Linked DNA regions of Homo sapiens: region 2 is linked to region 1. A link is an interaction called in ENCODE POLR2A ChIA-PET data of the cell type or tissue named here. Cell type or tissue: MCF 10A. All regions are shown on one strand. Each heading gives the region's core, and the rest is flanking DNA. Links, peaks and the distances in the headings are about the cores only. Region 1 overlaps LINC03036 (long intergenic non-protein coding RNA 3036). Region 2 overlaps LINC03036 (long intergenic non-protein coding RNA 3036).

What was found. ChIA-PET counts read pairs that join two places held together with the same protein. Peaks named below come from ENCODE experiments on the same cell type or tissue, not always from the same donor. Only the 100,000 strongest peaks of a DNase experiment are listed, where the experiment ranks them.
Region 2: POLR2A ChIA-PET joins it to region 1 with 13 read pairs; 3 of 35 experiments call an interaction of 5 or more read pairs at or near these places.

Annotation. Positions count from the first base shown.
Region 1 is chr10:119,002,222-119,013,487 of GRCh38, forward strand. All of the region lies in intron 2 of LINC03036 (long intergenic non-protein coding RNA 3036), which reads right to left. Among named protein-coding and RNA genes, the nearest start is that of LINC03036, 22 kb to the right of the region's middle. In MCF 10A, for the core only: no CTCF peak of the experiment used is centred there; DNase peaks (open chromatin) are centred at 1,620, 3,300 and 4,840.
Region 2 is chr10:118,793,112-118,804,651 of GRCh38, forward strand. The region is part of intron 3 of LINC03036 (long intergenic non-protein coding RNA 3036); the gene reads right to left. Among named protein-coding and RNA genes, the nearest start is that of CACUL1, 44 kb to the left of the region's middle. RefSeq lists an enhancer at 2,158-2,713. In MCF 10A, for the core only: a CTCF peak has its summit at 8,006; DNase peaks (open chromatin) are centred at 5,340, 6,850 and 8,000.

The DNA.
Region 1 (11,266 bases), core at 1,080-9,079:
CCAGAGAAGGAATACACGAAGGCTGCTTCAACCACTGAAGGCTTGAGATGGCACGTGAGCTGGCCTCAATGGCTCAACGCAATCTACTAGGGGACAGTGAGGAGGCAGAGCAAACACGCATGGGACAGGAGTGATCCTAGAGAATGGCTGGAGAGGGAGAAGCAAGCAGAGCGAGCCACAGAGCCCCACTCCCGGGCCACGTCTGCTCCACCTCTCACCCCTCCTGGCCTGTCTGCCACTTGATTCTGGGGGTGGGGCAGGGTGCAATGATGACAGATGAGGAAGCAGATAGCATACTGACTTCTAGTTAGTCTATTTAAAAATGGAGATTGGCACCACCAAATCCTAGCTGAAAGCATGTTCAGGTGTGCAATGCTGCAATCATTAGGAAGAAGGAGGCCAAACCGGCAGGTGCAGCTACTGAGACCATTCTGGCAGGAGAACCCAGTGCCTGAGGTGAGCTGGCTGCAGTCTCTAGAGGCAAAGGAGGCAGTCATTGCCGGGCTTTCAGGGTGAAGGCAGCAGCAAGGATAAGACAGAGCTCAGGATTTAGAACCCAACATCCTGCTTTCAAATTTTTTGTATTTTAAAAAAATAAGTAAACAGGCCGGGCACGGTGGCTCACGCCTGTAATCCCAGCACTTTGGGAGGCCAAGGCAGGTGGATCACCTGAGGTCAGGAGTTTGAGACCGGCCTGGTCAACATGGTGAAACCGCATCTCTACTAAAAATACAAAAATTAGCTGGGTGTGGCGGCACGTGCCTGTAATCCCAGCTACTTTGGAGGCTGAGGCAGGAGAATCACTTGAACCTGGGAGGTGGAGGTTGCAGTGAGCTGAGATCGCGCTACTGCACTCTAGCCTGAGTGACAGAGTGAGACTCCATCTCAAAAAAAAAAAAAAAAAAAGTAGACCTATAACTATGCAAAAAAGCTACCCATAATTCTACCACCTGGAGAAGACCACTGTTAGCAATTTCATATATATCCTTCTACACTTTTACATACATTTTCTTATATATCCCCATATTTTTTACACAAAATATATAGAAGCAAAGATACGTACCGTTTCATTTAACAACAACAAAAAGTGGAGATGGAGATCAGACTGTGTCCTGGCCTCGTTTAACAGTGATAGGTGTCAGCGTGGTTCCATGCCACTGCGTGCCCTTTTATTTAAGGGTGAGAAATCTGAGATCCAGAGGAGAGAAATAACTTGCCATTTCTGTGTAGCAGGTCACTGGTGGATCAGAAACAGCGATGCTGGCTCTCACTCACTCTGGTCCTTTCCAGCCATGATGCTGCTGCATGGTGACCTCCCTTTGAAGGTGACACTTCTTCAACATGGGGGGCCTGTGGCCTCCAGCTGCAGGCAGCAGCTAGGGGCAGCTGGTGCGATATGCCTTGGACTTCCCCAGCAGATCCCAGGACTCACAGCCCTCAGCCTCAGGGCAGCCTGCAGAGCAGCCACTGTGACTCCCTGGCCAGGACCCCGGACCGGACTTCCCAGGAGCTATCACCTCCCACCCTCCAGCTGGGTCCAGTTACTACACAGAGAGATGAGCCTGGACATTACCTCTGGCCAAGAGACAAGGTGTGGCTGGTTCAACCACAGGCCATGGGTACACCCGCCCAGGCATGTCCAGGCAGTCAGGATTCATCTTCAGGTCGTCAGGGGACATGTGGCGTGCTTTTCCTGTGGCCAGACAATGAATGCTCTTTGGCTCCAGGAAGGGAGCTGTTCCTCACCAAATGTCACAGCAGTGGACACAGGGGCCCTGACGATGAAAGGCATCCTGAAAGGCAAGCCCACCACCCTGAACCTTCCCAGGGAACTGAGGGAAATGGAGAAGTTAAAGGACAGCTGGAGACACCCACCAGGCTGCAGACACACCCCAGGCTGCAGACACACCCACCAGGCTGCAGTCTGCAGAAACAAGAGAGGAAAACCTTAGCAGTCAAGAGAGCTGATGGGTGAAGGGCACCAGCTTTGGAATCTGCTAGCCTGGGTTCCAATTCCCATCAAGTTCTTGCTGGCTGTGTGACCCTGGGTGTGTTGCATTCCCTGTCTTAGCCTCAGCCTCCACATCTATAAAATGGGATTACTCATGATACCTTCCTCCCTGGATAACTGGAATTTAAATGAGGAGCCAGAGGAGAGCTCTTAGCACACTGCTAGGTGGGTTACTTATGGGTTTTTTGTTTGCTGTTTTTGAAACAGGGTCTTGCTAGGCCAGGTGTGGTGGCTCACACCTGTAATCCCAGCACTTTGGGAAGCCGAGGCGGGTGGATCACTTGAGGTCGGGAATTTGAGACCAGCCTGGCCAACATGGTGAAACCCCGTCTCTATTAAAAATACAAAAATTAGCTGGGTGTGGTGGCGCACATCTGTAATCCCAGCTACTTGGGAGGCTGAGGCAGGAGAATTGCATGAACCCAGGAGGCAGAGGTTGCAGTGAGCTGAGATGGTGCCATTGCACTCCAGTGTGGGCAACAGAGGAAGACTCTGTCCCCCTGACCCCCAAAAAAGGAAAAGAAACAGGATCTTGCTATGTTATGCTGGTCTCCAACTCCTGGGCTCAAGTGATCCTCCCATGTAAGCCTCCCAAGAAGCTGGGACTACAGGCATGCACCACCGATGCCTGGCTACCCACTGTTTTTATTATTTACCTAGTGGTGCTGAGAAAGGAGAGATACCACCTAAGTGAATGTAACCACATCATAGACACCCAAAACACCAACTAGTGTGCTCGTCATTTTCTTTTCTTTTTTTTTTCTTTTTTTTTTTTTTTAACAGAGTCTTACTCTGTCACCCAGGCTGGATTGCAGTGGCACAATCTTGGCTCACTGCAACCTCTGCCTCCCAGGCTCAAGCAATTCTCATGTCTCAGCCTCCCAAGTAGCTGGGACTACAGGCGTATGCCACCATGCCTGGCTAATTTTTGTATTTTTAGTAGAGACGGGGTTTCGCCATGTTGGCCAGGCTGGTCTCAAACTCCTGGTCTCAGGTGATCCGCCCACCTTGGCCTCCCAAAGTGCTAGGATTATAGGCATGAGCCACCGCGCCCAGTCAGGTGTGCTAATCATTTTCTAAACTAAATGTATTAGGCACTTCCTGCCTTTTTAAACAGAGTAAATGAAATTTAACATGTTCCCAATAACTCAGAATTGACATTACCAAATTACTACACTCTGCCATCCCACAGTACTATCCGTAGAAGTAGCCGAGTGTATGTCTAACACCACCTCCTCTATCACCACCAACTCAATGGCCTGAGCTGACCATGAGTCATCAAAGAAAATGTTACAAATGTATGTAAAGATTTAATGGGTTCCTAGAAAGGAGCTGACTCTCCTGTATAGCAAAACTACTCAGTAGAACACGGAGAGAGTTACCCAAAGCCTTTTACTCACGCCCAACTTCTCAGCCTCTTCCTAGATGGCTGGGCTTCTGAGGGTCAGATTCGTAGAAAGGGGACCATTATTCTGTTCATCCAACATGACTTTCAACACAGAGAGTGCTTCAAGGTGCTTTGTCTTTTAGATACATGCATAACTACTATCACTGAAATATTAGGTTGGTGCACAAGTAATTGCGGTTTTTGCCAAGAAAAGTAATGGCAAAAACCGCAATTACTTTTGCACCAGTGTAATAATTAGCATCTTCCGCTAATCTTTTTCTAGAAATTTGAGAGAGACTTCAGCTGAGTTAAATTCATGTCTCTGACACTGGGTTTCTCTTTCCAGCCTGTAAAGACCACTTTGAGGATGATGAGACACATCCTGAGCAGAGCCAGCTAGGCGTGGCCCCTTGAAAACAGCCCTTGTTTCCCGATCACATGATCTCAGCTCCTTCTCCAGTGGCACTCATCACATTATTCTGCAGTCACTGAGCTTCTGTCACCCAACAGATATTTGCAAAGTCCCATGATGTACCAGGCACCAGGAGAGCACTGAGGGTCCCTCTTTCCAGAAGCCCCCATCAGTGAAGGGAACAGACAGGTGGCAGCGGTCTGTCCTGCCTTGTGGCCAGGAGGTAGCAAGTACAAAGTCCCTGGGGTCTTGGAGGACAAAGTGACCAGCTCTGCTGCATGGGAAAGGAGGAAGCTTTCCTGAAAAGGGGACACTTGAGCTGAGCCTCGAAGGCCAAAAAGGAGGAAGGGTGCCTGTAATCCCAGCTACTCAGGAACCTGAGGCATGAGAATCACTTGAACCTGGGAGGCGAGGTTGCAGTGAGCTGAGATCGCACCACTGCACTCCAGCCTGGGCAACAGAGTGGGACTCTGTCTCAAAAAAAAGAAGGGAAGGGTATTCCTGGCAGAGGAAGAGGCTTGTGCAAAGGCACAGAGGTGTGAATGTTTGCAGCTTCCGTGGAGCTGAGGCAGAGGCTGAGTCCAGACTGCAAATGTCCCATCAGTGTCCATGCATCACCTTAGAGACAGTCTGGGCAGAATTGGGAAAGGACCCAAGAATCTCCCTCCAGTCCCTTACCTCTTGGCTGGAGCTCATCCCAGGAGACCTGCAGCCCTGCTTTACAATCCAGGAATTGAAGGTTCCACAAAAGCCCGCGAGACAGGTCCCCCCAAGCCCAGGCACATCTTAAAGAGCTTGTGATCGTTTGCTGGAGACTGCACCTGCAGATGACCAACTGGACCACAGAGCGGCAGATCCCCTGGCCTAACAGGCTAAAAATAGTCCCAGTGTAGATTTCCAGACAAGACTGACGCACTCAAACCAAAAAGACTCACAGATTTGCACAGCTGATGAAAACTAAAATATCAACAGGCTCCTCCAGCCTGCAGAGCACCTTACTCAACCAGACAGAGATTTAGCAAGAGATTCGTTTTCTGAGCTCCTGCCAGATCCCGGGAGGAGAGGCCAGAGAGTTTGTTATCATCTCTTAAGTAAACCATGATTCATCCTCATAGCAGAAAAAAGAATGAGGTGGCAGTATATATACTGACTTGGAAAGACTCTAGGACATAGTAAATGATAAAAGCAAACTGCAGAATGTATGGAATCACAGATATACTAAATTAAAAAGTGTGTGTGTGTGTGCGTGTGTATGCATGTGCGTGTGTTCATGTATAAATGCATGGCAAAAAGCCTGGAATTCCTCACAACCACGCCATGCAGTAGTATTGTTATCCATTTAAGCTTTTGTGAGGTTAAGTAACTTGAACATATGGCATAGTAAATATGGCTATTATATCCAGACCATATGGAACTGGATTATGATAACAATCGCTGAGATTTATATAGCAAACTTTTTTTTTAAGAACTGAAGAATACTCACTAAACCCATTCATTTTACTGTGTGCCTGGCACTACTCTTGCCTCTGGAGATAAAGTGATGAAAAAGTACAAGTGAAGTCTCTGCCTTCGTGACACTAACACTCCAGGGTCACCTCCGGGGAGGTAATGATAGAGAGTGGGAGTCAAGGAGATAAAGGAAAATATTATCCTTGTCTATAATGTTTGAATTATTATTATTATTTTTTTTTTTTTTTGAGACAGAGTCTCGCTCTCTCTCCCCGTCTGGAGTGCAGTGGCGCGATCTCGGCTCACTGCAAGCTCCGCCTCCCGGGTTGACACCATTCTCCTTCCTCAGCCTCCGAGTAGCTGGGACTACAGGCACCTGCCACTGCGCCCAGCTAATTTTTTGTATTTTTAGTAGAGACGGGGTTTCACCATGTTAGCCAGGATGGTCTCAATCTCCTGACCTCGTGATCCACCCGCCTCAGCCTCCCAAAATGCTGGGATTACAGGCGTGAGCCACCATGCCCGGCCTGAATTTTTTATAATAGGAATTAATCCACTATTTGAATAATTAAAATTTATTTTTAGTGTTCTCAATGAAAAGGCACCCTTTGCCTTTGAGGACATTTTTTTCTTTTCTTTTCTTTTCTTTTTTCTTTTTTAGAGAGACAAGGTCTCATTATGTTGCCCAGGATGGCCTCAAACTCTGAGGCTCAAGTGATCCTCCTGCCTCAGCCTCCAAGTAGCTAGGACTACAGGCACGTACCACCACACCTGGCTGCCTTTGGCGGTATTCACTCTTCAAGCCTACCACCCAACTACTAAGAGTTGATTTTTAATAACTTTAATTTTGGGGTTGTTTTTATCTTTTTTCCCTTTTTTGAAATGGAGTTTCACTCTGTTACCCAGGCTGGAGTGCATTGGCGTGATCTCGGCTCACTTCAACCTCCACCCACCGGGTTCGAGCAATTTTCCTGCCTCAGCCTCCCGAGTAGCTGGGACTACAGGCGTGCGCCACCACGTGTGGCTAATTTTTGTATTTTTAGTAGAGATGAGGTTTCACCATGTTGTCCAGGCTGGTCTTAAACTCCTGACTTCAAGTGACCCACCTGCCTCAGCCTCCCAACATGCTGGGATTACAGGCGTGAGCCACCGCGCCCGACCATAACTTTAGTTTTAATGACTATAACAGTATGTGCATTCAGAAAAGTGAAATACAGGGAGATGTCATTTGGGGGCACCTTGCTATGCACTGTCTCTATGTTAGACCTTTTCCATACACCATCTTGTCTGATCTTCTGTACAACTACAGCAGGAGTTGAGAACAATAGCTACTTCATAGATCCGTTCTTAAACAGGGGTGACTTTGCCTCCAAGGGACATGTGGTAAAATCTGAAGATGTGTTTGGTGGCCACACTGTGGGGGGCAGGGCGGTTACTACTGGGATCTAATGGAGAAAGGCCAAGGATGCTGCTAAACATCCTACAGTGCACAGCACAGCCCACAACCAAGAATGACCCAACCCAAAACGCCAATGGTGCTGGGGTTGAGAGACCATGTCACAGATGAAGAAACACGTTCGGGGAAATGACTTCCCCCAGGTCACACAGCTAGTGTGGTAAGCAGAATAACGGCCATCCAAACCTGTGAGTACGTTACCTTACATGGTAAAGGGGAATTAAAGCTGGATTAAGGTTGCTAGCCAGCTGATCTTAAAATAGGGAGATGATCCTGGATTATCCAGGAAAGCCCAATGTAATCACAAGGGTCCTTATAAGCAAGCAAGGAGGCAGGAGGGTCTGTGTTAGAGATGAAGAGTGAGAAAGACTCAACCAGCCTCCACTGGCTTTGAAGATGGAGTTGGGTTTGACCCCAAGGCCTAGCTCTTGACCACTACACTAGAAGAAGGGTTGGGGAGGAAGATCAGGGATCTTCTATAACCCCACAGTCCAGGGAGAACCATTGTTAATATTTTGGAATTAGGCCAGGCACAGTAGCTCGATGTGATCCTCCTGCTTTGGCCTCCCAAAGCACTTTGGGAGGCCAAAGCAGGAGGATCACTTGAGCCTAGGAGTTTAAGGCTGCAATGAGCTATGATCATGCCACTGTACTCTAGCCTGGGCAACAAGAGCAAGACCCTGTCTCTAAAATAATAACAATAGTATTTTGGAATTATACCATAGTTACAGATGTATATCATAAGCATTCACCTGTGTCATGAAAAATTAATAGAGGCCAGGCGCGATGGCTCACACCTGTAATCCCAGCACTTTGGGAGGCCGAGGCAGGTGGATCACGAGGTCAGGAGTTCGAGACCAGCTTGGCAAAGATGGTGAAACCCCGTCTCTACTAAAAGTACAAAAATTAGCCGAGCGTGGTGGCAGATGCCTGTAATCCCAGCTACTCAGGAGGCTGAGCGAGAGAACTGCTCGAACCCAGGAGGCGAAGGTTGCAGTGAGCTGACATCGTGCCACTGCACTCCAGGCTGGGCGACAGAGTGAGACTCCGTTTCAAAAATAAAAAAAAATAAAAAATTAATAGAAAGTCTAACTTTAATTGACCATGTGATAGTTTATCATGTGTTTTAGCATCATTTAACTTCTTACGTGGGCATAAGTTGTTTTCAATTCTGTGCTAAAACCACCCTGCAATAACTATTTTTACTGAATTTCTGACTGCATTCGGGGTTATCGCCTTAGATTCCTAGAAGTCGAATCATTGATCCAATAGGAAATGAATATTTGAGGTTGTTAATAGATAATGCTAAATAGCTCTCCAAAAACGTAAGTACAGGAAAGTATCCACTTCATCAAATTCTTCAAAATCTGATAGATTTTTAAAAATCATTTGATAGGTAAAAGAGTATATTAATTTGCCTTTCTTTGGTTATTACAGTAGGTAACCTTTTTCTCGTATATTTACAAATCATTTTTATTTTATCTATGATCATTTGTTCACATTTTTTGCCCACTTTTCTATTTTTGTGTTAATAATTTTCTAATCAGTTTGTGTTTTATGTACATAGCAATATCAACATTAAAGCTAGTAACCCTGTGTTCTTGTATATATGACAAATATATTTTGGAAAATATTTGCCATGCATATTTGTTAGGGGAAAATGTTTGCCATAAATAGTTGTTTGTTGTTGCTTTTTAGCATTTTGTTGTTAATGTTTTATACCTTTTATTTAGGTTTTTTTTGTTGTTGTTGGTGGTGGTTTTTGGGTTATTTGTCTTTTGCATTTTTAGTAGACACAAGGTTTTACTATGTTGCCCAGGCTGGTCTCAAACTCATGACTCAAGCAATCCCCTCGCTTCGGCCTCTCAAAGTGCTGGGATTACAGGTGTAAGCCACCACACCCACCCACTTTTTTTTTTTTTTTTTTTCATATTGTCAGATACTTTTCCCTTTGGGATATCAGCCATCATCTAAATGCTTTGAAAGGCCCTCCTAATTCAGAGATGAGGTAAATATTTACATGTATTTCCTATTAGGTTGTGTGTATGTGTGGAGTTTAACTTCTTAATTTTGACTTTAATTTATAACTTCATTATGATCATGAGATGCCCACCATGAGGGCAAAGTTCCTGCAACTTTTTAAGCTTGTCAACAGATGAAAAGGTCAAATTACCACCCCAGGAAATACACAAGTTTAGGCAAAAGTGAGCCTAAATTTGACACACAGTAACTCGTAAGCATCCATGCTGTGGTCCAGCAAGGCCGTTAGGCATAAAGGGTGAGCAGATCTCAGAAGGACGCCAAACAGCATCTCCTCTCCACAAGCCAAGCCATGTTCAGTGTTTCTCCTTTCACACTGAGAATTCCCCAGTGCTTATCATCAGCACATCCTGATGGTTTTCCTGGACTCCCTCCTCCCACCACACCATGCTCGACCTCACAAAGATGCAAGGGTCCTCGCTGGGGGTCCCTGAGCTCCACTTCCCTGATAATCTCCCACCAACACCAAAAGGAAGGATGAAACTCCTCAAACCCACCCTAAGTGGTGACTAGTGTCTGCCTGGATGGAGAAGCCCAAACAAACATCACCGAAGGTGATGGATTCGAGCCTGGAGCAGCGATTCTCAGTAATTCTCAACTGCAGAGCCCAGTCAGCTGTGAAATGTCATCAGCAATATCCGTGATAATAAAGGGATGGCTGGGCGTGGTGGCTCACACCTGTAATCCCAGCACTTTGGGAGGCCGAGGCGGGCAGACCATGAGGTCAGGAGATCGAGACCATCCTGGCTAACACGGTGAAACCCCATCTCTACTAAAAATACAAAAAATTAGCCAGGCGTGATGGCGGGCGCCTGTAGTCCCAGCTACTCGGGAGGCTGAGGTAGGAGAATGGCGTGAACCCGGGAGGTGGAGCTTGCAGTGAGCCGAGATCGCACCACTGCACTCCACCTTGGGCAACAGAGCAAGACTCCGTCTCAAAAAATAATAATAATAATAATAATAATTATTATTATTATTATTATTATTATTAAGGGATTTGGCTGGGCATGATGGCTCATGCCTGTAGTCCCAGCACTTTGGGAGGTGGAGGCTGGTGGGTTGTTTGAGCCCAGCCTGGGCAATGTGGTAAAACCCCATCTCTACACAAAAACACAAAAAAATTAGCCAGGCTTGGTGGTGTGCACCTGTGGTCCCAGCTACTCAGTAGGCTGAGGTGGGAGGACTGCTTATTACTTGCTTATTAATACTGCTCATGGGTTCTGTTGAACAGACATACCACAGTGTATTTATCCATTCTGCTGATGAATATTTGAGCTATTTCCAGTTTGGGGCAATTAGGAACAATGTTAGTGTGAACACTTTTAACAACCTTATTGAGGTATAATTTATATTACTATAAAATGTACCCATTATAATTGGACTATATACAGCTTTGGCAGGGCACAGTGGCTCACATCTGTAATACCAGCACTTTGGGAGGCTGAGGCGGGTGGACTGCTTGAGCTCAGAAGTTCAAGACTAGCCTGGACAATGTGGTGAAACCCCATCTCTACAAAAAATTCAAAAATTAGTCAGGCATGGTAGTGCACCTGTAGTCCCAGTTACTTGGGAGTCTGAGGTGGAAGGATGACTTGAGCCAGGGAGGCAGAGGTTGCAGTGAGCTAAGATCACACCATTGCACTCCAGCCTGGGCAACAGAGCCAGACCCTGCCTAAAAACAGAAACAAACAAACAAAAAATTATATAGTTGTGTAGCCATCACCACCACCTAGTTTTAGAACATTCCATCACCCCCAGAAGTTTCCTCATGCCTATTTGCAGGCAGTCCTCCCTATCCACCCACCCATAGCCCAGGCAGCCGATGATATGCTTTCTGTCTCTACAGTGCTGCCTTTTCTACAAGTGTAATCAGATAATATGTAGTATTCTGTGTTTGGCTTCTTGCACGGAGCATAATGTTTTTAACCTTCAGTATCTATAGTCTGTTCCTTTTTATTTCTGAGTAGTTGATATGGTTTGACTGTGTCCCCACCCAAATCTCATCTTGAATTGTAGTTCCCGTAATTCCTAGGTGTTGTGGGAGGGACCCGGTGGGAGATAATTGAATCATAGGGGCGGTTTCCCCCACTGTTCTTGTGGTAGTGAATACATCTCGTAAGATCTGATGGTTTTGTAAGGGCTTTCCCTTTTTGCTTGGCTCTTATTCTTGCTTTGCCTGCCACCATATAAGATGTGCCTTTCCAGCAGGTGTGGTGGCTCACTCCTATAATCCCAGTACTTTGGGAGGCCGAGGCAGGCAGATCATGAGGTCAGGAGTTTGAGACCAGCCTGTCCAACATGGCAAAACCCCATCTCTACAAAAAATACAAAATTTAGCTGGGCCGGATGGCAGGTGCCTGTAATCCCAGCTACTCAGGAAGCTGAGGAAGAATTGCTCTGCCTGGGAGGCAGAGGTTGCAGTGAGCCGAGATCACACCACTGCACTCCAGCCTGGGAGACAGAGGGAGACTTTTGTCTCGAAAAAAAAAGTCGGGCATAATGACTCATGCC
Region 2 (11,540 bases), core at 1,955-9,954, 210 kb before region 1:
ATACCCACACACAATTTTTTAACGTTTAGACACACCTGAACAGCCTCTAATTCTTTTATACTCTAAAGAAAGATTTTAAATCGTTAAAGTACAGTTTTTTTTAAAAAAAAAAAAAAGGATTTTTAAAGTTACCCTTAATTTTATTTTTTATTTTTATTTTTATTTATTTATTTATTTTTTGAGATGGAGTTTCCCTCTTGTTGCCCAGGCTGGAGTGCAATGGCATGATCTCGGCTCACTGCAACCTCCACCTCCCAGGTTCAAGCGATTCTCCTGCCTCAGCCTCCCAATAGCTGGGATTATAGGTGCCCACCACCACGCCCAGCTAAGTTTTTGGACTTTTAGAAGAGACAGGGTTTCACCATGTTGGCCAGGCTGGTCTTGAACTCCTGACCTCAGGTGATCCACCTGCCTCGGTCTCCCAAAGTGCTGGGATTACAGGCATGAGCCACCACACCCAGCCCAATTTTATTTTCAATGTAATATTTTCTTTCTTTCCTCTTGTGTGGTAGATTGCATCATTGACTCCAGTTTGTCACCCTTCCCTGTATTTACACCCTCGGTCATTTGACTCTGGGACTTTCCATGAAGTGGGCATCACATGGCTTTCTGCCCCACCGATGCCATGGTTGGCCACGAGACCTGCTTTGGCCAATGGGATGTTGGCAGACATGATGCAAGAAGAGGCTTGGAACAGACCTACACTCCGGGCCTGGGCTTTTGTACCTCAACCGTCTTGGCGAGAAGAACATGCCCAAACCAGTCTGTGGTTGCAGGAGAAGGATAAGAGTCAGGTGGAGCTGAGCCATGTCCAGCCAGGCCTAGTCTACTTTAGACTACCTCCAGCTGACCCACAGACAGATGAGCTCAATCAATGGCTATTATTGTTTTATGCCGCTGAAATTGTTGTGGCTGTTACGCAGCATTTCTATATAATAGTTGAATATTACACTCCTTGACTTCAGAAGTTGAAGAAATGTTTTGTTATTTTTAACGTGATTGGTTTTTTTGTTTGTTTGTTTTGTTTTTGAGACAGTCTCACTCTGTTGCCCAGGCTGGAGTGCAGTGGTGCAATCTTGGCTCACTGCAACCTCTGCTTCCCAGGTTCAAGAGATTCTCGTGCCTCAGTCTCCCGAGTGGCTGGGACTACAGGCGTGCCACCACGCCCAGCTAATTTTTTGCATTTTTAGTAGAGACAGGGTTTCACCATGTTGCCCAGGTTGGTCTTGAACTCCTGAGCTCAGGCAGTCCACCCACCTCAGCCTCCCAAAGTGTTAGGATTACAGGTGTGAGCCACCATGCCAGGCCTTAATAAGTGATTGTTAATGGCAGCTCTTATTGGTTGTCTACCCAAATCCATTCTTTGCTGCTGGTAGAACCTTGATTTTCTTCAGGATTTTACCCTCTGCCTAGCCTGGACAAGCACCAGGGAAGGTGCCCTCTTCAACTATAGGGAAAAAATCTTAACCAATCCAAGCCAAGTGTAGCTTGCTGGCAATTGGTTGAAGAGAGAGCATATAACACAGTTACAGCCAATGAGATGTGAGGAGTCAGCTGAGGGGCTTTCTGGAAAGGCTTCCCTCCTCTTTGAAAGAGATCCATGAGATGATTCTTCCTTTTATCATTCCAGTAGACTTTTGGAACTGTTGCCGCCATCTTGGGACCATGAGGGGGCCAGCAAGAGGACAAACCAACAGGCTGAAGAAGACAGACTGGGAAGAGCCCAAGTTCAAAATGTCATTGAAAATCCACCCAATTGGCAAGCCTTGGAGCTGCCCTAACTCAGGGCTACTTGGTACCTGTCCTCATGGTTTAGGCCACCTTTCTTTGCAGGTTGTGTTCCTTATAGTTCAATTCTTCCTAGATGATTCAGATACCCCCTCAGAAGAGGAAAATCCAAGTTATAGAGAGTGATGTATAGGTTTTCTTTTCTTTCTCATGTTTCTATCCAAGTGATTCATCCCTGAGTGAGGACCTCTAACAAACTCTTTAAAGATGGGCTTAAAGAATGTTCACTCCAGGCAGCCCCTGCCCGGCCAGCCCCCCCGTCCGGGAGGTGGGGGGCGCCTCTGCCTGGCCACCCCTTCTGGGAAGTGAGGAGCCCCTCTGCCCAGCTGCCACCCCATCTGGGAGGTGTACCCAACAGCTCATTGAGAATGGGCCATGATGACGATGGCGGTTTTGTCGAATAGGAAAGGGGGAAATGTGGGGAAAAGATAGAGAAATCAGATTGTTGCTGTGTTTGTGTAGAAAGAAGTAGACATAGGAGACTCCATTTTGTTCTGTACTAAGAAAAATTCTTCTGCCTTGGGATGCTGTTGATCTATGACCTTACCCCCAACCCGGTGCTCTCTGAAACATGTGCTGTGTCCACTCAGGGTTAAATGGATTAAGGGTGGTGCAAGATGTGCTTTGTTAAACAGATGCTTGAAGGCAGCATGCTCGTTAAGAGTCATCACCACTCCCTAATCTCAAGTACCCAGGGACACAAACACACAGGGTCCTCTGCCTAGGAAAACCAGAGACCTTTGTTCACTTGTTTATCTGCTGACCTTCCCTCCACTATTGTCCTATGACCCTGCCAAATCCCCCTCTGTGAGAAACACCCAAGAATGATCAATAAAAATAAAAAAAAAATTAAAAAAAAAAAAAAAGAATGTTCACTCCAGAACTCCCATTCACAATTGCTACAAAGAGAATGAAATATCTAGGAATACAATTTACAGGGGATGTGAAGGACCTCTTCAAGGAGAACTACAAACCACTGCTCAAGGAAATAAGAGAGGAAACAAACAAATGGAAAAACATTCCATGCTCATGGATAGGAAGAATCAATGTCATGAAAATGGCCATACTGCCCAAAGTAATTTATAGATTCAATGCTATCCCCATCAAGCTACCACTGACTTTCTTCACAGAATTAGAAAAAAAGTACTTTAAATTTCATATAGAACCAAAAAAGAGCCCATATAGCCAAGACAATCCTAAGGAAAAAGAACAAAGGTGGAGGCATCACGCTACCTGACTTCAAACTATACTACAAAGCTACAGTAACCAAAACAGCATGGTACTGGTACCAAAACAGATATATAGACCAATGGAACAGAAGAGAGGCCTCAGAAATAACACCACACATCTACAACCATCTGATCTTTGACAAACCTGACAAAAACAAGCAATGGGGAAAGGATTCCCTATTTAATAAATAGTGTTGGGAAAACTGGCTAGCCATATGCAGAAAACTGAAACTGGACCCCTTCCTTACACCTTATACAAAAATAAATTCAAGATGGATTAAAGACTTAAATGTTAGACCTAACACCATAAAAACCCTAGAAGAAAACTTAGGCAATTACATTCAGGACATAGGCATTGACAAAATCTTCATGACTAACACACCAAAAGCAATGGCAACAAAAGCCAAAATTTACAAATGGGATCCAATTAAACTAAACAGCTTCTGCACAGCAAAAGAAAGTATCATCAGAGTGAACAGGCAAACTACAGAATGGGAGAAAATTTTTGCAATCTACCCATCTGACAAAGGGTTAATATCCAGAATCTATGAAGAACTTAAACAAATTTACAAGAAAAAAAACAAACAACCCCATCAAAAAGTGGGCAAAGGATATAACACACTTCTCAAAAGAAGACATTTATGCGGCCAGCTAACATATGAAAAAAAGCTCATCATCACTGGTCGTTAGAGAAATGCAAATCAAAACCACAATGAGATACCATCTCACGCCCATTAGAATGGCAATCATTAAAAAGTCAGGAAACATCAGATGCTGGAGAGGATATGGAGAAATAGGAATGCTGTTACACTGTTGGTGGGAGTATAAATTAGTTCAACCATTGTGAAAGGCAGTGTGGCAATTCCTCAAGGATCTAGAACCAGAAATGCCATTTGACCCAGCAATCCCATTACTGGGTATGTACCCAAAGGATTATAAGTCATTCTACTATAAAGACATATGTACATGTATGTTTACTGCAGCACTGTTCACAATAGCAAAGACTTGGAACCAACCCAAATGCCCATCAATGATAGACTGGATAAGGAAAATGTGGCACATATACACCATGGAATACTATTCAGCCATAAAAAGGATGAGGTCGTGTCCTTTGCAGGGACATGGATGAAGCTGAAAACCATCACTCCCAGCAAATTAACACATGAACAGAAAACCAAACACTGCATGTTCTCACTCATAAGTGGGAGTTGAACACTGAGAACACATGGACACAGGGAGGGGAACATCACACACTGGGGCCTGTTGGGGAGTGGGGAGCTAGGAGAGGGATAGCTTTAGGAGGAATACTTAATGTAGATGACGGGTTGATGGGTGCAGCAAACCACCATGGCACGTGTATGCCTATCTAACAAACCTACATGTTCTGCACATGTATCCCAGAACTTAAAGTATAATAATAATTAAAAAAAAAAAAAAAGAATGTTCACTCCAATAGATGGCTCTGAGATTTGACTTTGAGGGTTTTACCAGGGCTCTACTATGTTAGGAAATTACTTCTGGCCTCTCTATATGACTCTTTGATCCTTTCCCCAGTGAAATGGGGATCCCCTGAGGACAACTTCAGAACCTGGCAAGTGCAAGAAGAATTTCAACTATACAATTCCTTGGTAACATCCATCCTTCCAAAGAGAGACTTCTAGGCTCTATTGACTTGGAGTTGCTTTAAGTAGCAAGGGTGAAGTTGACCTTTTTTACATATTGGCAGCAAAATTACAAAAATCAAAGTCAATCCGCAAGAATGATCTTTCTCCAGAACAATGAGCATACTTCACTGGTGTGATATATTTCAGTTCAATAGACAGTATCTTCAGAAAACACATTAAAATGTCATTAGATTTCATCTAAACTTGCTGGTAATTTCGGTAACCTGACTATCTCTCCCTCCTCCCACCCTGTGCTCAACAGAAACAAGCTCATACCAAATTAACATTCATTTTGTTAAAACTAAATCTCAGACCACCTTCTGGACTTGCCCAGCTTTCTCCTTCCTCTGGGCCACTCGCTGGTTCTTTTCTCCTCTGGAATGACTCTCTCCCACTTACAACCTGGCAAACTCATCATCTGACAATACAAAGTTCACAGGTCAATTCCTCCTCAAAACCTTGCCTTGGACCCCTGAGGCAACACCACATAGAGGGGAGGTTGAAGTCAGGCTGACCTGAGGGTGGATCGAGCTCTGTACCCAATTAGCTGGGTGACCTTTGCCAAGGAAGCCAGTTTCTCTGAGCCAAGTGTCAGCTTTCTCGCCTGTAAAATATGAATCATGATTACCCCTGCCTTGGGCTTGTGCTGAGGATGAGATGAGCTCATGTAAGAATCCCTGGCACAGAGTTAAGGACTCAATGTGTTTTGGCTGTTGCTACAGGATACCTTCCCAAAGAATCATAAAGCTTTATAGCAATAAGGGACTTCAGAGTAGCTCTTCTCGACCTTCCATGTACAAGCCAATCACCTGGGGACACAGATTCTGAAGTCCTGGTGCAATGCCTGAATTTTTTTTTTTTTTTTTTTTTTTTTTTTTTGCGTTTCTTGCAAGTTTCAGAGTGCTGCAGATTCCCCTTGTCCCAGGAGCACACTTTGAAATGGCAAGACTTTAGGAGACATTGACTTCCTGCTCATTTTACAGAAAATAAGCATGAAGCCCGAGAAGAGCTGCTCCTAGCCCAAAAGGATCCAGAAAGCTGCTGAGAAAGGCAACACAGAACACAATCTGCTGGTGGAGTTTGAGGAGAGATTCACTCTCAAAGCAATTGCTGATCAGAAACAACTTTGTGAGGTTTATCTGTAAATTGTGAATACATTTCCTCCACCCAAGAGCCAGTACTCTGCTTGCTGAACAAGGTAAGCTTTATTCCTGCCTCTGAGATGGGAGGAAGATTGGGTGAGACGGACAATTTCAAGAACAAAGACATTAAGCTAAAATGAGTGGTATTCTATCTGGGGAGAAGCGGAAACACATTACCCAAGGGCCTGTGGCATAAAACATAGCTTAGAAGGAGCAGCTGTGGGTTGGTTGGTTTGTTTTAGACAGAGTTTTGTTCTTGTCGCCCAGGCTGAAGTGCAATGGCGTGATCTCGGCTCACTACAATCTCCACCTCCCGGATTCAAGCGATTCTCCTGCCTCAGCCTCCCGAGTAGCTGGGACTACAGGCATGCGCCACCAAGCCCGACTAATTTTTTTATTTTTAGTAGAGACAAGATTTCACCGTGTTGGCCAGGCTGGCCTTGAACTTCTGACCTAAGGTGATCCACCTGATGTCTCTCTCGCCCAGAGTGCTAGGATTACGGATGTGAGCCACCACACCTGGCCACAGCCGTGGGTTTTTACTCTTCTCAGAATATCCTAAAAAAATCAAAGTTTTCAGGAAATTGGGGGAGAGTGCAGGAACAGTCATCGCTTTTCCAACGTAAGATAATTTCCAGATTTGCAACATTCGGGAAATGAGCACAACTCACTCCTCTTTGAGGCAGCACCCAGCTGATGCAGCTCCATTGTGTGGCCAACTGAAAGGGTCCTGCAGTTTTCCTAAGTGTATCCCAGAGTTATTTCTTCATGAAGAGGACCTAAGCCATTCCATTCCATGGTCCGTGGTGCTGCCCAAAAGCCCATCACATGTACGGCCACTGTGGGTGCTTCCTTTTTCCGACATCTGACCCTTTATCCCATTTGGCTTACTCCAAAAGCTCAGCCCATGCTCCCAGGCATGGATAGGAAGGAACCCACTAAAAAAAAAAATGCACTATTCATTGAAAGTGCTAGAACCCGCCAGTCTCCAAATGCAGTCCTTTTGAAAAGGCATGACTCAGTCCTGAGTAACATCTGATACTTAACAAACGTCCATGAGCCATAACACCTCCTGGTGTCTGAGTGGTTTTCCCATCAACCTCTAAAATAAAAGCAAATCAGTTAGCCAGGTGCTGCATATGCTCAGAAGGCTATAGAAGCTCAGAGGTACAAGCACCTGGAGAAAATATATCAACCCTTCTGCATTATAACAACAATTATTGCAGAAATTCTTGTCATTGTCTATCAAAGTGAAATCAACGAACCCCCACAAGTTTCTGTACTGTTTGCTAGAAGTAAAGAGACAAATGAGACAAACAGCTCTTGCCCTCAGAGAGTTGACAATCTAGTAGAAGAAGGAAGAAGCCATCCAAATAACTAGGAAACAAGGTAAAGAGCAGCTTCTGCTCTAAAAAGGCAGTAGGATTGCTGAAGGAGGGGAATGTGAACCCTGGTCTTGCCCTTCAGGCAGTTTTTCATAGTTAATGATCCTGCATTCTCAAATTGCATAGGTATGTCTCAAATATGAGACAAGCCTTCTAATTTACAAGTAAGTGAACAGAAAAACTGTACACAGGCAGTCCTCTGCTTTTGTAAATATGAAAATATGTATCAAATTAACTGTATAGAGTGCAATTAGAGACTTACACATTATAAGTGGTTGTTCCATCCCAGGCAGCACTGTAGAGTTGGTAAGGCTGTACACTACACAAGGGCATCTGACCAAGGGTTAGACTGAAATCTAGATGTGTATCCTGATGTAGAGTTGTACTTATCCAGAAAAGAAAGGAATTCCTTTTCCCAATTTGCACAAGACACCATTTAGCTCGTAGTGGCCCTGATTCTGAGAGGTCCAAAATAGTTTTAAATTCCAGTTACATATTTATAGCATTTTCTTATATGTTGTTCTTTTCCTTTGCCATTAAGTCTACAGTGGACCCACTTAAGTCCAGTAAGCATTCAATTGAACTCAAAGATTGGCCACTGATCTCCATTTTGGAAGCAAGTGTATTAAGCATAGAAAACTTATATTGCTTATTTTTGAGATTACTCTTTTTTTCTACTTTCCACTTGTTTTTGTAAAACAACATGGACAAAGCACAGTAAAATGTTCAAATAGTTACGCATGTTCTGTTGAACAAAGAGAGCAACTGCCCACAGTGAATGGTTGGCTGGCAGGCAGCACCACCTGGGGGCAGCTCAAATTATTTTTCTCAGTAGTTAGTGTATGACAGTCCACATCTGTTATGTCCTGTAACAGAGCAATTAGGGGTGTCAGTGTTTAAAATGCTTATCTGGGCCAGGTGTGGTGGCTCACGCCTGTAATCCTAGCACTTTGAGAGGCTGAGGCGGGCAGATCACGAGGTCAGGAGTTTGAGACCAGCCTGCCCAACATGGTGAAGCACCATCTCTACTAAAATACAAAAATTAGCCGGGCGTGGTGGCGGGCATCTGTAATCCCAGCTACCTAGGAGGCTGAGGCAGGAGAATAGCTTGAACCCGGGAGGCAGAGATTGCAGTGAACCGAGATCATGCCATTGCACTCTATCCTGGACAACAGAACAAGACTTTGTCTCGGGAAAAAAAAATGCTTATCTGATTATCCCATTGAGGACAGCCTCTAACGCCATACCAAACATTAAGTGGGTAACCTCCTGCTTGATGCTGAGAATTCCTGGCAACTTCTCCCCAGTGCCTTTTTCCCTAATGCTTTATTCTCGGACTGGTCAGAGAGTCTTTGAACTCCCATAAACTCCTGTGTCATTCTTGTACACTTACCACATCTCTCTGCCTCTTTGGCATAGTCTGGGAGCAGCCAGGAATCACCTCTCGGCTCCACCTCCATAGCAACTGCCCTCTCAGAGGATCCACCTCCTCAGAGGGACTAGGAGCTCCTAGGTCAGGAAATGGCAGTGGCTGATGTAGCCTGATCTCCACCAGAAGTGGACGCTCCTCTTTGTTGCTGCCTGGTGAAGCGGGGGACTTATTTACTTTCACTGAAGATCTCCTTTAATTTTTTCTTTCCTCCTTCACTTTTCCTAATTTGGTTTTTCATTCATAGATGCATGCCTTTTTTTTTTTTTGAGACGGAGTCTCACTCTGTTGCCAGGCTGGAGTGTGGTGGCACGATCTCGGCTCACTGCAACCTCTGCCTCCTGGGTGCAAGAGATTCTCCTGTCTCAGCTTCCTGAGTAGCTGGGACTACAGGCGTGCACCACCACGCCCAGCTAATTTTTGTATTTTTAGTACAGACAGGGTTTCACCATGTTGGCCAGGCTGGTCTCGATCTCTTGACCTTGTGATCTGCCCACTTCAGCCTCCCAAAGTGCTGTGATTACAGGCGTGAGCCACCCCCCCCCCAGCCAGATGCATGCCTTTATTCCACATCTACCAAGTGACTCCTCGCATGAGGCCCTGTGCACTGGGCACTGCGCTGATAGGCAGGGCGTGGCGCTGACACCCTATGGCGGGGAAGGTAGACAGCAAACAAAACAAACAAACAGATGTGAATAAGGACAGAATGATGCTGTGAAGGACTTGGCCGAGTGTCCTTTGGAAGAGTGGGGAGGAGGACAGAGGGAGGAAAGGCCTCTCTGAGACCTGAAGGTAAGAAGGAGCTGGCCGTGTGGAAGGCAGAAAAGAGGGGTCCAGGAAGAGGCAGAGCATGGGTCATGAGCCCTTAGCAAGGCCTGGAAGAAAGTCCAGACATGTCTGGAGCATGGTGGGGGAAGGGAAAAGGGCGTGGTGGGGTGGCTGACAGGGGCCGCTCACGCAGGCACAGCCTGTGTCCTAGGGGCCCCTAATCCTTGTGGGGCCTGCAGGAGCCTCTGACTCTGGACCTGCTTGCCTTACATCACTTGGTCTGGTCTTGCCGCTCTCAGATACACATAGCCCTTCCACCAAAATTGTATACGTTGATTCAAATGAACATCTATTCCTCTTTGCTTTTTTAAAATTTTATTATTTTGTGTAGAGATGGGGATCTCACTATATTGCTCAGACTAGTCTCGAACTCCTGGGCTCAAGCAATCCTCCCACCTCGGCCTCTCAAAGTGCTAGAATTACAGGCCTGAGCCACCATGCTGGGCCTTCTTCATCTTTTCTACATAGAGATTAAGAGGGTACAAAAATTTGAATAAATTCCACCAGATCAACTTGATTGGTTCACCTTTAAAGAACACTTGAACTCAGGCTACTTTTGAACTGATTTACTGATAAGCATCTTGGGTGCCAAACAATAGGCTTGCCTGATGCTTCAACTTTCACTTGGGAGCTTGGCAGCCCGAAGACCTGACCAGAGACAGAACCTGAGGCAGGACAGAGGAAAGGAGAGGGAGCCGAGGAGGACAGCTCCCCAGAGCACAAAGGGCACACCCTGAACAAAGGGCAAAGGTGTCTCAGGTACTGGTGCCTGCTGGGAAACCAGCCGTGCCCTTCTACCCAGCTGGTGGGAAAGTAGCAGGTACAGTCTTTCTAGCAATTCTGCTGACTTTTTTTTTTTTTTTTTTTTTTTTTTGAGACGGAGTCTTGCTCTGTCTCCCAGGCTGCAGTGCAGTGGCACAGTCTTGACTCACTGCAACCTCTGACTCCCAGGTTGAAGCGATTCTCCTGCTTCAGCCTCCTGAGTAGCTGGAACTACAGGTGCCCGCCATCATGCCTAGCTAATTTTTGCATTTTTAGTAGAGTCGGAGTTTTATCATCTTGGCCAGGCTGGTCTCAAACTCCTGACCTCAAGTGATCCTCCCGCCTTGGCCTCCCAAAGTGCTGGGATTACAGGTGTGAGCCACCGCGCCGGGCCTCAGCTGACATTTCTAATGCAGGTTTCCTTTAATTCTGCGGTTCTACCACTAGGTGCCCCCTAATGGATACATGGACAAAAAAACATCGAGCTGTGCACACGTGACGGTCACTCCAAAAGTTGGAGGCCACCCAAATGACTCTCAGTTTGTCAAAGCAGGCCAAATCAATTTCAGCCCATCCATACAACAGAATAGTCTGCAGTGATTAGACATAAGGAGGCAAAGTTCTAGACTCAGAGTAAAAGACCCTGAAGATATATCATTAAATAAATGGGGGAAAGGCCAGATATGGAATAGTGTACGTATACCTTGCTCCCCTATGTAACTGTTTAAAATGATATATATTTATATGTAGATACATGCATACTTTTTTCTGGTGGGATACATAGGAAACTTTGGGGATGAGGATTGGGGTCAGAGAAAAGCAGGGAGATTTTAATCATTTTTCTAGATCTTTCTGTACTGGTCAAGTTTTTATATCATGCGCAGTTATTGCTTTTATTTAAAGAGTAATAGGAAGAAAGGAAGAAAAGACAAGACACCAGCCTCTATATTGGTAGAAACCAATTCAGTCCTCCCTTAAGCCCTGCCTGCCAGTGGCCGATGTCACCATGGAGAAGGTTACTCGGGAGCCTTCCTTACTCTAAACTCACTGCTCACTTGCTGGGGGAGTTGTGGGACTGGGAAGTTTCTCTGCAGGAGAAAGTGTCTTTATGCCAGAATTAGGCACAAAGGGCATTAGGACACTTGGCTGTCTGTGTCTGTGTGACTCAGGACACATAAGCTACAGACTCTTTTCACTGGAAGTTTTCAGCTCAATCTGGCAACCCATCTATTGAACACCTACTATGTGTCAGCACTCTGCCAGGCCTATGGAATGAGCAGACACAAAGGCAATTTAACCCTTGCCCCCAGGAA